2 separate regions of the Homo sapiens genome follow, and region 2 is linked to region 1. Evidence: chromatin contacts called from ENCODE Hi-C or POLR2A ChIA-PET data. All regions are on one chromosome and are shown on one strand. Each heading gives the region's core, a stretch centred on a gene start or an enhancer-like site at or near the end of the contact. The rest is flanking DNA. Distances are from core to core; before and after follow the strand shown.

Region 1 (7,185 bases), core at 1,445-3,944:
ATAGCTGGGATTACAGACATGCACCACCACACCTGGATAATTTTTTTTGTATTTTTAGTAGAGAAGAGGTTTCACCACGTTGGCCAGCCTGGTTTTGAACTCCTGACCTCAGGTGATCCATCCGCCTTGGCCTCCCAAAGTGCTGGGATTACAGGCGTGAGACACCGCACCCAGCCTGGGGCGGGCTCTTCCTCCCACCCAAGTGGTCCAGGTGCCAGACAGGAGGCGCTGGGTCCTTATTCCCCTACCACCATTTCAGCCAGTCTTTGTCCCTAACTCCTGCACATGCCCAAAGGCTACTCCCACACAACCCTGGAAGACCCAGGTGGGTGCTCAGGTCCAGATGGGCACCAGGAGGGAAATCAACTGAGTTGTCCCCCACACAGGCACCCCCACACCATTGAAAATGTCCTCTCTGCCCAGCTGGGGTGTCTCTGCACACCCACCAGGTAGTCCTGCCAGGCGCACACAAGCAGCCCACTCTGTACGTGTGGGGGTTTGCACCGACACAGCCCACCCGGCCCTCCTGAGCTGCATGCACAGCCCAGCCTGGCCCCCAGTGCGCAGGGCAGGCCCAACCCGAGCAGCGCTGGGCCTCTCTCTGGCAGCTCCAAGCTGGGCCCTCTCTGGGTTGCAGCCCTGGGTGCCCACCCTAGGCCCAGGCCTGAGCACAGCCCACAGGAGCAAGCTTCAGTCCAGGAACAGGTGCAAACTTTGGCAAAGAGTTTTAATGGCAAAGTTGGCTGCAGCGACAATGCCACTCGGGGTGGGGCCGGAAGCCATGGTGGGGAAGGAAGGGTCAGCGGGCGGCAGGGCAGGGCCGGGTCCCTGAAGAAGCAGCGAGCGAGGCTCAGCGGGCAGTGGCGGGCAGGCAGGCGCTACTACATGATGGAGCAGGCGGACAGTGGGTTCCGCACGTGGCAGGTGCACGCGGCCCCACAGTACTGCCGGAAGGTCTGGTAGCAGCTGCCCTCGGGCTCAGCCCCCCACTGACCCCCGGATGGGGCCGTCAGCGCCTCAGGCGGCAGGCGGCTCAGGATGGACGTGTTGACAGCCAGCGCGGCCAGGCCGTAGTCGGTGAAGAGCACAGTCTCACGGCGGCAGGTGGGGCAGGAGATGAACTTGTACTTGGGGCAGGACTCGTAGAGAATCTGCAGGCACTGCTCACACACAGAGTGCAGGCAGGACAGCACGCGGGGCCTCCGCTGGGTGACATTGTAGGAGTGCCCACAGGTGGGGCACTCCAGGGGCTCGCCTGCCGCCGCCGAAGAAGCCGCCGAGGCCGAGGGGCCAGGCCGAATCACGTACTGATTCACAATGACCTCATCCTCTGGGGCCACGCGGGGAAAGCCCAGCTCCGAGCTTCCCTTACGGGGCCGCCGTGGCAGTGGCGGGGTATGGGGTGCCCCTTCCAAGGCAGGCATGTCCCCCCCACAGGCCTGGTTGACAATGATCTCTGTGTCTGAGGGCCAGGCACGCTTGGGTGCCAGAGTTGGGGTGGGCCGGGGAGCAGGCGGGAAGCAGGGGGCAGCCGGTAGCTCAGGGAACTTTTCAGGGTGGACAATCTTCATGGCCTCCATCTTGAGGATGACATGGGGACCCTTCAGGCAGGACATGAGGAGGCCCGGCCAGCCACTGCCCGCCTCGGGCCCGGGGTCAGAGGGCATCCGGCTGTCTCCAGTCAGACTGGATGTTCGGGTGGGTGGGGGCGTTGTGTGGGGCTGGGGGGCAGGTGACAGGGCAGCATCCTGGTCCCGCCAGGCCTGGGGGGGGCCCCGGACGGCCCGTGGACTCCTAGGGACAGCCGGCGAGAGTTGGGGGTGCAGGGCCCCCCCCAGTGGCCACAGTGGCTTCTCTGGTCCAGTCCTGGGAGGAGGAGGAAGGGGTGGGGGAGGGGGAGGCAGGCGGGGGCAGGGAGGGGTGGGAGGCTGCCCTGGGCTGGGGGTCTGGCCCAGGGTCTCACCCAGGGTCTCTGGCTGCTGAGGCTGGCGAGGGGGCGCGGGGGGGGCTCCCCCTGCAGCCGAGGTCAGCAGGCCGCGGGCCGGGACATCGGGGCAGGCAGGGGCTGGGTGGGCCCCATGGCTCCAGGACAGGGCGCCCAGGGAAGGCAGCTAGCCGAAGCGCTGGCTGCAGGAGGACCGGGGCGGCAGGCTCCGCGGCAGGAGCAGAGGCGAGGCCTGGGCCAGGCCTGAGCTGCAGGTGAGAGACGGCATGAGGGCAGTGCCCCGGCCACCCCCACCCTAGCCCTCGCCCTGCACAAAGGACCGGGCGCCCGACCTCTGACCCTGACCTCAGCCGTGGGATCCCGACCTCCGCGGGCCTCAGAACCCAACCCCCTCCCCGGTCCCCGCCTCCAAGGCCAGACGCACCTTCCCGAGGGCCGACCCCCGTCGCGTGGGGAGGGGCGCTGAGTCCGCCCCCGGCCCCCGCCCCCTGCGCTCACCTGCCCCAGCCTGGCGTCCCGGCCGCGCGCCGCCGCCGCAGAGGTTGTCTCAAAGGCAGGCCCGGACGCGGCGCCCGCGCCTCGGCCCGGCAGCTCGGGGGGCTCCGGCGGCTCCGGCGGCGGCCGCAGCGACCTCAGGCGATGGCGGGGCCCGGGCGGCACCGAGGGGCGCGGGCGCGGGCGTGGGGCGCGGGGCGCGGGTTTCGGCACGGCGGCGACGGCGGCAGGTGCGTGCGGAGCGTGGCGCGCTCTGCGGCGGAGGCGCGGGGACCGCAGTGCGCGCGGCGCCCGCCCGCGCCCGCAGCGCCACCCCCCGTCTGGGGACCCGCGCGGGGTCCGCGGGGCGGGGCCAGCCTCCCGGCCGCCCCTCGGTCCGCTCCCGGCGTCGCTCTCGCCCGCGGACTGCGTGGGGGGCAGGACCCCCGCGTCGCCCCCAGTTCTCTCCAGGCTGATCCTGGGTCCTGGTCAAGCCCCCGCCCCCCCAGATTCAGGAGGAGAATCCGGCTGTTCTCCTCCCTCACAGTAGGAGGCCTCAGGACTCTGGAGTGAGAGGGAGGGGACCTGCGCGGAGGATCCCAGGGGAGCTGGTTCCAGGGCCCACCGGTGCCTTCCCCCGTCCCCGGCCCCCCGCCCCATGGGAAGGCCCCGAGTCCTCCAGCTCCGCCTGTGCCCGGTGCCGTAGCTCAGATAGATCGCTGTGACTCTAAGGGGCAAGAGCGGGGCGGGCGGAGCGGATCAGAAGGCCGAGGCCGGTGGACGGACGGGTCCGGTGGGAGTGCGCGAAGGACAGGCTGGCAGCCCAGTGCGGGGTGGAGGCGGCCCTGAGGACCGCACCTGCCCGGACAGGGTGGCCCCTGGCACTCCAGCGCGCAGGCCCGGGCCTCTCCGCTTCCTCACCCGGGGCTTCCCTGCCCTCCTGGGTCCGCCTTCTGCCTGTGGAGCCCTCGGGCTTGCTGGTCACCGTGAGGCAGGGGACCAGGGCTTCGAGGGCCTCCGCTGCCACGCTGTGACCAGCTCTGGCCCCGCACCTGGCCCTGGACATCCTGGCCTCCTTCAGCTCCTCTCTCCGCTGGACTGGCCAGACCGCACCTGCTCTAGGCAGAGCCCCAGGGCCTGCAGAGTGCTGAGCCCAGAGGGGACGGTGCCGCTGGTGCGGGAGCTCGCGTGGGCAAAACAGGCTGGAGGAGCAGCCCTGCGCATAGGGTCTGGCTTGGCCCCTCTGTGGGGCCTCGGGCGAGTGTCACTCAGAAGAGCAATAGGGAGAGGTGTGCGGGTGACAGGGGCGCTGCTGGAGGGGTCCTTACGGGGCCCTGGCAAGATGGTGGGGCAACTGAGGCAGCCTGGGCCTGGGGAGGGCCGGGAGCCCAGCTCCGCCGCAGACTCTGCTCACCGACCCGGCGTGCGCCCGAGGAAGCACCAGGCCGCAGGCCCCGCCCCCTCAGCGAGACCCCACCCCGTAGGGGATGAGATCCCGCCCCCGCCACGAGGCCCCGCCCCCCAGGCCAGGCCTTTTCAGACCCGCCATTCAGAGCTGGAGAACCCCAAGCCGAGTATTGGTCACATCCGAACCGGGTCTTTCGGGAAACCCCGGAGCGCGTGGGCTTCTGGGCAATAATATTTCCACGGCCGGTTCCTGCCTTGTTTGCGCATGCGCCATAGGCGCCACTCAAGTGGCAGGCAGGGAGGTGGGCGGGACTTCCGGCGCCTGCGCAGTGGACTTCCGTCGCCGGCCTCTCAAGTTTTGGGTCCCCAGGAGCACCCAGTTCTCCCCAAATCGGGGCCGGGTTGCCTGAACTCATGTCCCGACCGGTCTGACTGGCCCTACACAGGCCACGTCTGACTGGAACCCGCCCTTCCTGGTGCTCCCCTGGGCCCCAAGGGCCCCACTGCCGTGGGTCGTCCCCGCGGCACTCGCCAGTGCCCGCTGCACCCCTGCCTGCGCCGGTGCAGATGGAGCCTGGGTTCGGCTGGAGGCGGGGGGCCCAAGGTGGGGACGCTGGGGGGGCGCGTGTGGCCCCCACGCCCGCCAGCCAGAGGGTAACTGCAGTTTGAGAAATGAGCTAAAAATGTCAGTAGTGTCTAAAGCCCGTGTCACTGATTGTAAGATAAGACCTGTGACAAAACGTGCAAATCAAACATTTTTTATCAGTGAAAAAAGCAGAAAAGCCACTGGGCACGCTGGCTCACGCCTGGAATCCAGCACTTTGGGAGGTGGAGGCAGGCGGATCACTTCAGTCCAGGAGTTTGAGATGAGCCTAGGCAACATAGTGAGACCTACATCTCTATAAAGAATTAGCCGGCGTGGTGGTGCACCTGTAGTCCTTCCAGCTACTCAAGAGGCTGAGGTGGGAGGATCACTAGAGCCCAGGAGGTTGAGGCCGCAGTGAGCCAGATCATGCCACTGCACCCCAGCCTGGATGGCAGAGTGAGACCCTGTCTCAAAAATCGGCCGGGCGCGGTGGCTCACGCCTGTAATCCCAGCATTTTGGGAGGCCAAGGCAGGCGGATCACCTGAGGTCAGGAGTTGGAGACCAGTCTGGCCAACATGGTGAAACCCTGTTTCTACTAAAAATACAAAAAATTAGCCAGGCGTGGTGGTGGTTGCCTGTAATCCCAGCTACTCGGGAGGCTGAAGCAGGAGAATCGCTTGAACCCGGGAGGCAGAGGTTGCAGTGAGCCGAGATCGCGCAGCTGCACTCCAGCCTGGGCAACAGAGCAAGACTCCATCTCAGAAAAGAAGCAGAAAGCCTCCAAGAGCCAATGGCTCTCAAGCATCTTGGTCTCTGCTAAGAAGAGGCTCAGAGGCTTAGAAGCCCTGCCTCGCCGGGGCTTTGAGGTGTGTGAGCAATGGCTGGGGACTGCAGGCCCGGGAATCTGAGGGCCTCACCCCACTTCCTTTCCAGAGCCGTGACCTCAGGCTCACCTCCTGCCCTCCTCTCAGGCAAGCTGCAGATGCCCTTTAGGGCCCAGGCCATGCCCCGGATGTGAGGGGCTGAGTCACTGGTTTGGCAGTGCCCCTCAGAGCCCAGGCCTGGGCTGCCACCCACCTGAGGACGAGGGCTGGGCCAGCTGTCGTGCTCCAGTTGCTGGGGCCTCTTGGGATCTTGGGAACCCCATCTCTGAGCCCCGCCCCATGGCCCCGCCCCTCCCAAGGAGGGAAAAGGCGGCTGCCAGTCGCTCAACTCAGGCACTGGGACCTAGAGCTCAGAAGACCGAGAGGACAGACTGCCGTGTTGCCACCACAGGTAAGCCCTTGGCCGCCGGGACTGCCCTGAACTCAGGGGCACTGCAGGGTCAGCCCCCTTCTCTCCCATCTCTCAGCCTCCCCGACCCCATTCCCAGCTCCATCCCAGGACCAATGCCACCAGGGGAGGGGGAGGATCCCTGGCAGGGGTGGCAGCTGGGAGACACCGGCCCTTGCTGCTTGCTCACACTTGGCTCACACCCATGACACTAGCCTTGCACACACATTTGGAGGTGATGGCACCCCGGCACTGATGCCTTGGGGATGCTGAGCTTGGACGAGGCACGCTGCTCCTGGTGGGGGCTTTCCTGGGCCGCAGGCTCGTGGGCAGCCATCCCACTCCACTGAGTTCATGTCTGTCTTCTCTGCCCACCCCTGCAGGCTGGACCATGGACCCCCAAGAGATGGTCGTCAAGAACCCATATGCCCACATCAGCATCCCCCGGGCTCACCTGCGGCCTGACCTGGGGCAGCAGTTAGAGGTGGCTTCCACCTGTTCCTCATCCTCGGAGATGCAGCCCCTGCCAGTGGGGCCCTGTGCCCCAGAGCCAACCCACCTCTTGCAGCCGACCGAGGTCCCAGGGCCCAAGGGCGCCAAGGGTAACCAGGGGGCTGCCCCCATCCAGAACCAGCAGGCCTGGCAGCAGCCTGGCAACCCCTACAGCAGCAGTCAGCGCCAGGCCGGACTGACCTACGCTGGCCCTCCGCCCGCGGGGCGCGGGGATGACATCGCCCACCACTGCTGCTGCTGCCCCTGCTGCCACTGCTGCCACTGCCCCCCCTTCTGCCGCTGCCACAGCTGCTGCTGCTGTGTCATCTCCTAGCCCAGCCCACCCTGCCAGGGCCAGGACCCAGACTTCAGCAAATGTGGCTCACACAGTGCCGGGACATGCCGGGACATGCGGGGTGGCTGTTGTCATGGGCGTCTGCCCCTTCACACCAGGCACTGGGGCTCAGACCCACCAGGAAGGTGGCCGTTCAGCCCGAGCTCCTGAAACGGAATCCCAGGTCCTGGCTGGAGAGGGACACCCCTGATTACCTTAAGGCCCAGGCAATAAAGCAGGGTGATCTTCCTCCCAGCAATTCTTCTTTGCTGCAGGCTCCTTTGGGAGGGGGTTGTAGCTGGACACAGGGCATCTGCCCCTTTATGTGGACCCGAGAACACACACACACAGTCACTGTGGACACTGCAAGGACAGGGATGCCACTGCCTCATGACGTCCACACTTTCCCCTGGCCTGCAAGTCCCGGGTCTGCCCAGAGACTGCACGAGGGCTTGCAGCGTGTCCACAGCCCTAGCTGAGCCAGGTCTGGATTTGAGCTGACCTGCGCTCCCTGGGGCCGAGACTGAGACTGTGAGCTGGGGTCAGTCCATGGGTCGGACAGCAGGAGGATACAGCGCATGGAACTGGGGGGACCCCAGGAAAGGCCTCCAAGAGAAGGAGCGTGTCGACAAGAGGGTGGTGGGTGCAGCAGGTGCTGCAGGTTTCAGGGAGTG
Region 2 (7,217 bases), core at 2,083-4,582, 320 kb before region 1:
TGAGAGGTGTGGCCTGTGCACATCGGCAGCAGCTCGGCCTGTCGGGAGAGCCGGCAATACCTGAGTTACTGCAGCAGATGTCCTTGGCGGTTCAGGCGTGCCTTCCTCACAAACGGAGTGATAAAAACAGTGTGCTGTGAATACTGGGGTTTAAAACATGTCCTGTTAACATTTGCCTGCTGTTGGTTTCACTAAGGATGAGAAAGTTTAAACTGTGGTGTGGAGGTAGGTTTTTGAACTGAAGCAAATGGTGTTTGTTTTTTGCATTAGGTTTCACAGTGGGTTGTTTTTTGCCTTTTTTCCCCACTAGCTCTGGGCCTCAGAACTGTGCTGCCTGTGTTCACGAGGGCATATATGAAGAAGGCATTTCTATTTTAGAAAGCAGTTCGGTAAGTAAAATGTCTTGAAGCTAAAAATGTTGAACAGAAAATGTCTTAATTTCCTTTACAACATGGGTGGGGCTGGGCACAGTGGCTCACACCTGTAATCCCAGCACTTTGGGAGGCCCAGGTAGGGGGATTGCTTGAGTCCAGGAGTTTGAGACCAGCCTGGGCAACATAGTGAGACCCTGTCTCTACAAAAAGCAAAAAACTTACCAGGGGCCGGGCTCAGTGTCTCACACCTGTAATCCCAGCACTTTGCAGGGCCAAAGTGGGTGGATCACCTGAGGTAAGGAGTTCGAGACCAGCCTGGCGCACATGGTGAAACCCCATCTCTACCAGAAATACAAAAAATTAGCCGGGTGTGGTGGCGCACGCCTATAGTCCCAGCCACTTGGGAGGCTGAAGTGGGAGGATTGCTTGAGGCTGGGAGGCGGAGGTTGCAGTGAGCCAAGATCGCATGCCACTGCACTCCAACCTGGGTTACAAAGTGAGACCCCTCCTTTAAAAAAAAAAAAAGAATAAAGGGCCGCCAGAAGTTGTCCCTTAGCAGACTCCTGAAGTTTAGGGTTTGGAAACTTTGGCATCAAGGTGAGTCCAAAAATAAAAAGGAATCAGAGAGTCATCCTCTGCTCCTGGAGTGGCCTGGAAAGGCGATGTGACGCAGTATTGGTTGGTTTGGACGTGTGGTCTGTGTTCCTTGGTTGCTGCAGGGAGTCTGGGAGGAGGTTTAACCCGAGGGATATTCCTCTCCCCAGGCCTTCCCAGATAATGCTGCCCGCAGGGAGGTGGAGAGCCTGCCGGCCGTCTGTCCCAGTGATGGATGCACCTGGAAGGGGACCCTGAAAGAATACGAGGTAAAGATGCCTGCGTGTGGCATGGTGACAGAAGCTCCAGCAGTCGGGAGTCGTCCACGCTCCCCAAGCAGTTATGACCTTGTCCTGCACGTTCCTCTCACTGGGGCTGAAGCCTGTCTGATGTCTGTGGAGGAAGAGACGGAGCTGCTCCTTAGAGTATGTCCATTTAGAAACTCAAGTAGTGCAGAGCACAGACCTGCACCATGGAGCTTGGGCTGTGTGACCTCGGGCGAGGTATTTACCCTCTCTGTGCCTCAGGTTTCTTGTCTGTCGATGGGGGTGCAGGATCCCACCATCGTGGGGTGGCTGTGAGGGTTGGAGGTGCCTGTGTGAGCCCTGGGAATGCCATGGTTATCTGAGCAGTAGCATTTCCTGGGAATGAAGGGGAGATCGCTGTGCACCAGGACCTGCAGCTTTCAAGTTTGGTGGGGGTTTTTGTTGTGTCTCTTGTATCCACAAAGGATTGCTTATTTTGAATTGTGTTGACACTGGAAATTGCAGAAATAATGGACACACTTGTCCTGTGGTCACAGCAACATAGGCAGTGGCCCGCACTTCACTTGGCTGTGGTTTGTCCCTGTGTGCTGGGCGAGCCGTGCACGCCTTCCTGCACTGGGGATTTCAGTGTGATTCTCACGTCACCTTTTAGGCATTTGGAAACTTCACCTGTAGTGTAGAGGCCAGGAGGTGCCGAGAGAGCTCGTCGAGGCCACTACAGCTCGCCAAGTTATGCAGTCTTCCTTCTTGTAATGAATGCCCTTTAAGAGGTTTCTCTCTGGGATCCTTGTACAGGATTCCTGGAGTAACACTGTCCACAGAGCCCAAAGGTAGAGGCAGCCCAGTGTCTGCGGATGAATGGATAAACACGGGAAGTGTGATCTGTGCACACAGTGGGATATGATTCAGCCTTAAAAAGGAAGGCGATTCGGACACACACACCCCAGGGATGAACTCTGAGGACAGTGTGCTGAGTGACATGAGCCAGTTACCAAAGGACAGATCCTCTGTGATTCCACTTAGGGGCCACCCTTAGAGTCATCAGATCCATGGGTACAGGAAGTAGAATGGAGGAGACAGGGGTCATTGTTCAGTGAGTACCGAGTCATACATTGGAATGAGGCAGTACCTTGATGCCATCCAATCCAGCCCCAGGTTGGTGAGGCTGTGAGGGCTGTTTGCTCAGAATCCTGGCTTTCTGCACTTAGGGGAGCTTCCTGCCCGGGCCAGAGCTGGGATCTCCTGCTCAGCCGGACCCTGGGGTGTTACCGGCTGGGTTGGAATTGGACCTGCATTACTGTGTGTTTCTCCTCTCCTGCTCCCCGCCCTGTGAGCCTGGCCACGCCTCCCTCTTCTCCTCGCCCACTCCCCACCCTGTGAGCCTGGCCACACCTCCCACGATCTTTTGACAGACTCTGCTTTGTGGTCTTTGGGCTCCAAGTTTCGTTTTTTCAGAAGAACTGCCCCAGCTGTGTCTGGGGTGAACAAGATGTGCTTTCCTCCCTAGCACGGGGATTGCGTCCTGGACACGGAGCGGTAGCTCCAGGGCACTGCCCTAGAGTGAGACTCCTACCTCTGTGGGCAGAGATGCCAGACCGCCCTCAGCCACGACGTGCGATGCAAAGCTTTCTAGGCTCCTGTGTGGCTCTGCCGCACAAACGGCTGTGGCGCATGGCATTGTACCCCCCACTCCCTGCTCCTTGAAAGAGATGCAGCTTGGTCATTGCCCAGTGCTGTCTGCAAGGGAGATGGCTCCCTGGGGAGGTGGCCCAGGGTCAGGGTCTCCCTGGGAGGGTTGGGGTACCAGCTGGCTGCAGGGAGTAGGGGTGCTATGCGCCATGCCACCCTTTGAGAGGACTGAGGAGTGTCTGGGGGACAGGTGGGATAATAGTTTCCAGCTCTGCACTGGACCCTGAGTCCTCTGGGGTCTCTGCCACCTCCAGGCTCATGGGATGCCACATTGACAATTATGAGGGCCTCCGGCTGAGGGCCAAGGACTATAGCCAGCCCCTGGCCTGGGGCGCCACGCGGTCCTGCAGGCACGCAGGGTGGAAAGTCCCTGGCTGCACCTTTGAGAGCTCTGGAAAGTCCCTGAGAGGAGCCGGGTTTGGTCATGTGGGAGGGGCGGGCACTGCTCTGGAATAACTTGGCTGTGGCCTTTGATTTTGTTGATAAAACCTCTCACTGGCTGTAAATGTCACACATGGGGACGGAAATCAACCCGTCTATACAGTTGGGAGCCGCTCTGCCCCTCGGAGCCGCCTCTCTTTGCTCTCCGGGTGCTCGGAGTGTGCTGCTAGTTGGGGCCTTATTGTAAACACAGTACGGAGGCTAAGGCTGCCTTTCCTCCTTGATGGTCGGAACTTTATTGGAAAAGGGGAAAATCCTGCTTAGCTTTTGAATGTTTGTCCTTTGCAATGATGCCTTTCTAGGAACTGAATGATTTTATTTATTTATTTTTATTTTTTTGAGACGGTCTTGCTCTGTTGTCCAGGCTAGAGTGCAGTGGCGTGACCTCGGCTCACTGCAGCCTCCACCTCCCAGGTTCAAGTGATTCTTCTGCCTCAGCCTACAGGCGCCTGCCACCACATCCGGCTAATTTTTTATATTTCTAGTAGAGATGGGGTTTTACCACGTTGGCCAGGCTGGTCTTGAACTCCTTACCTCAAGTGATCCATCCACCTTGGCCTCCCAAAGTGCTGAGATTCCTGGCATAAGCCACTGCACCTGGCCAAATCGAATAATTTTAAAACTTTAGGTAAATGTTGATGGAGTGCTTGCTGAGTGCCAATAGCAGAACTGAATTCCCCAGTGGGCCCCTGAGCTACTCGTTCTGGCAGCTGGATGCGGGGGTGCGGGGAGACTTTCCAGAGAGGACATAGGCTGGCTGCACGAGCAGCGGAAAGGCCAGGAAAAGCCAAGTATGCTCGGCCTCATGGACATTCTAGTGACATTCAGAGGGATGACGACTGTATTTGCGTCAAATGTGTAGTTTGAATTCTGGCTGAATAAATATTGATTTTTTTTTTTTTAAACTGTGTCTGCTGTGGGTGGGGAGAAGACTGAGACAGATGGTGCTGGTGTAGATGTATCTGCTGCAGGACAACCCTGGTCCCACTGGAGATTTCAAGTACCGAGTGCCAAGAGAAAGGTTTTTTTTGTTTGTTTGTTTGTTGTTTTTTGCGATGGAGTCTCACTCTGTCACCCAGACTGGAGTGCAGTGGTGCGATCTCGGCTCACTGCAAGCTCCGCCTCCCGGGTTCACACCATTCTTCCTGCCTCAGCCTCCTGAGTAGCTGGGACTACAGGCGCCCCCACCACTCCCGGCTAATTTTTTTGTATTTTTAGTAGAGATGGGGTTTCACCATGTTAGCCAGGATGGTCTCGATCTCCTGACCTCGTGATCCGCCTGCCTCGGCCTCCCAAAGTGCTGGGATTACAGGCGTGAGCCACCGCGCCCAGCCAAGAAAGATTTTATTTTTGACATTTCGAGCATGCAGCGCATCTGAGCAGTGAGGCTGAGAGTAGAGGTGTGCCGCTGCCCCACAGGCCTACATGCTGCCCCGCAGCACCTGCCAGCCTTCGCCAGCCTACTTTCAGCCCTTCAACCCCCCACACACATTTTTTTCTTTTCTGGCTTATTTTAAAGCAAATGAAGATGTCATATCATTTCACCTATGAGCATTTTATTACTATTATTTTTAGAAATAGAGTCTCGCTCTGTTGCCTAGGCTAGCGTGTAGTGGTGGGATCATAGCTCACTGCAGCCTCAAACTCCTGGGCTCAAGTGATCCTCCCACCTTGGTCTCCTAAAGTGCTGGGATTACAGGTGGGAACCCACTGTGCCCGGCCATTTTACTATGTTTTAAAGAACAGTCTTTTTTATTTTTATTTTTTTATTTATTTGAGATGGAGTCTCACTCTGTCGCCCAGGCTGGAGTGCAGTGGCACGATCCCGGCTCACTGCAAGCTCCACCTCCCACGTTCACGCCATTCTTCTGCCTCAGCCTCCCGAGTAGCTAGGACTACAGGCGCTCACCACCACTCTCGGCTAATTTTTTTTGTATTTTTAGTAGAGACGGGGTTTCACTGTGTTAGCCAGGATGGTCTCAATCTCCTGAGCTCGTGATCCACCCGCCTCGGCCTCCCAAAGTGCTGGGATTACAAGGCGTTAGCCACCGCGCCTGGCCTAAAGAACAGTCTTTTAATTAAATCTAAGAACATTGACTATTTGTGCTTTCGTTTTTAGGTTTCATAAGCCAGAATAGTTGCTGAGGCTCCTCTTTGATTCAGCTTGATGGTGGCTTGTTACACACTAGTGTGGCCGAGGGCTGGGTCCTGTCCCGTCAGTGGGTAGCAGAGTGCAAGGCGCTGTTGGGTTCAGGGAGTTGGTTCCTTTAGCAGGCTTAGCTTGGGCCAGTGCCGCTGGAGGTCTTGGAGGGCTGGGCCCATGTTCCCTGGGGCGCCTCTAAGGAGTAGTTGCTGTGCCTGTGTGAAGGTTTGGGAGGAACACTCCCTGGGGAGGTTGAATGGAAGCCAGCCCAAGTGCCTGTGCTGTCCAGAGCAGGGTCTCCCCTCTTGGGGGAAGTAGCATTAACCTTTCCTGAGTCACTTGGGGCTCCTGAGCTGTAGCCAGCTCTCTATGGAGCTGCTGACCCCCACTCCCCACCCCATGAAGGGCCCCGCAGCCAGGTCCTCTGCTGCCCTGGCCTCTCAGGAACCTTCCTCTCAGCACATTGTCCTCCTCTCTCCGGGTTGTGCCCATCGGTACAGAATATGCTCTAGTCTCTCCTGTCTCAAAACTTAGTGTTGTGCTCAGTGAGCTAAGCTAGGCACAAGAAGATAAAGACTGCGTGAATTCACTGACAGAGTCCCCGGAGTGGTCAAATTGAGAGCCAATAGATGGTGCTGGGGGCTGGAGCAGGGGAATGGGGAGTTAGGGTTTAACAGGGACAGGGTTTCAGGTTTCTACAATGGGAAAGCGTGATGGAGGTAGATGGTGGTGATGGTTACATAACATCAGTGAAATGTACTTAATACCACAGAACTGTGCACTTGAAAATGGTTAAGATGATACATTTTATGTTTATCATGATTGAAGAAACAGCAGATTTTCAACTTCCTGTTCCTTTGACTTCCATTCCCTTTCTCTGTTCCCAGTCATAGCAGACTTCTCCCAAAAGACGTGTTTAACTCTGGCCAGGCACAGGGGCTCATGCCTGTAATCCCAGTACTTTGGGAGGCTTAGGTGGGCAGATTGCTTGAGCTCAGGAGTTCAAGACCAGCCTGGGTAAGATGGCTCTACCGCCGGGCGCGGTGGCTCACACCTGTAATCCCAGCACTTTGGGAGGCCAAGGCAGGTGAATCACGAGGTCAGGAGATTGAGACCATCCTGGCTAACACGGTGAAACCCTGTCTGTACTAAAAATACAAAAAAATTAGCCGGGTGTGGTGGCGGGCGCCCGTAGTCCCAGCTACTCAGGAGGCTGAGGCAGAAGAATGGCGTGAACCCAGGAGGTGGAGGTTGCTGGTTGCAGTGAGCCGAGATCGCGCCACTGCACGACAGAGCAAGATTCCATCTCAAAACAAAAACAAAAAACCAAGATGGCTCTGCCAAAAATACAAAGAAATTTAGCTGGGTGTGGTGGTGCGTGCCTGTATTCCTATAGTCCCAGCTATGTGGGTGCTGATGTCGAGGCTGCAGTGACCTGTATTCTTACCCCTGCACTCCAGCCTAGGTAACTGTATCAGTCCATTTTCATACTACTATAAAGAAATACCCGAGACTTGGGTAGTTTATAAAGAAAAAGAGGTTGAATGGACTCATAGTTCCATGTGCCTGGGGAGGCCTCACAATCATGGAGGAAGGCAAAGGAGGAGAAAGGCACGTCTCACATGGCAGCAGGCAAGAGAGCATGTGCAGGGGAACTGCCCTTTATCAAACCATCAGATCCCATGAGACTTACTATCACGAGAGCAGCAC

Evidence for each region. A loop is a pair of places that touch in the nucleus more often than their neighbours do. ChIA-PET counts read pairs that join two places held with the same protein, here RNA polymerase II (POLR2A). Pooled maps may share reads with other maps.
Region 2: a loop to region 1 is called in a pooled map, with 4 times the contacts of the local background. The contact joins the enhancer-like site here to the promoter of RNF208 in region 1. A Hi-C loop is called at or near these places in 4 of 50 pooled maps. POLR2A ChIA-PET finds 5 or more read pairs at or near these places in 2 of 52 experiments (HCT116 and PC-9).

The regions. Positions count from the first base shown.
Region 1 is chr9:137,219,546-137,226,730 of GRCh38, forward strand. RNF208 (ring finger protein 208) reads right to left here and starts at 2,695. Exons shown (of 2, transcript NM_031297.7): 1 at 2,444-2,695; 2 at 714-2,193. The coding sequence starts at 1,667. The coding sequence ends at 882. It overlaps CYSRT1 (cysteine rich tail 1), which reads left to right and starts at 5,629. Exons shown (of 2, transcript NM_199001.5): 1 at 5,629-5,688; 2 at 6,069-6,770. The coding sequence starts at 6,077. The coding sequence ends at 6,511. RefSeq lists silencers at 2,248-2,297, 3,238-3,287, 3,598-3,947.
Region 2 is chr9:136,899,284-136,906,500 of GRCh38, forward strand. TRAF2 (TNF receptor associated factor 2) reads left to right here. Exons shown (of 11, transcript NM_021138.4): 3 at 311-389; 4 at 1,139-1,237. Among named protein-coding and RNA genes, the nearest start is that of MIR4479, 16 kb to the left of the region's middle. RefSeq lists enhancers at 2,500-2,819, 3,050-3,509. Within about 2 kb of position 3,333, at least 35 of the 41 ENCODE cell types and tissues checked have a DNase peak (open chromatin) inside an H3K27ac peak, as active enhancers do; they include HCT116 and PC-9, where a contact is called at or near this core.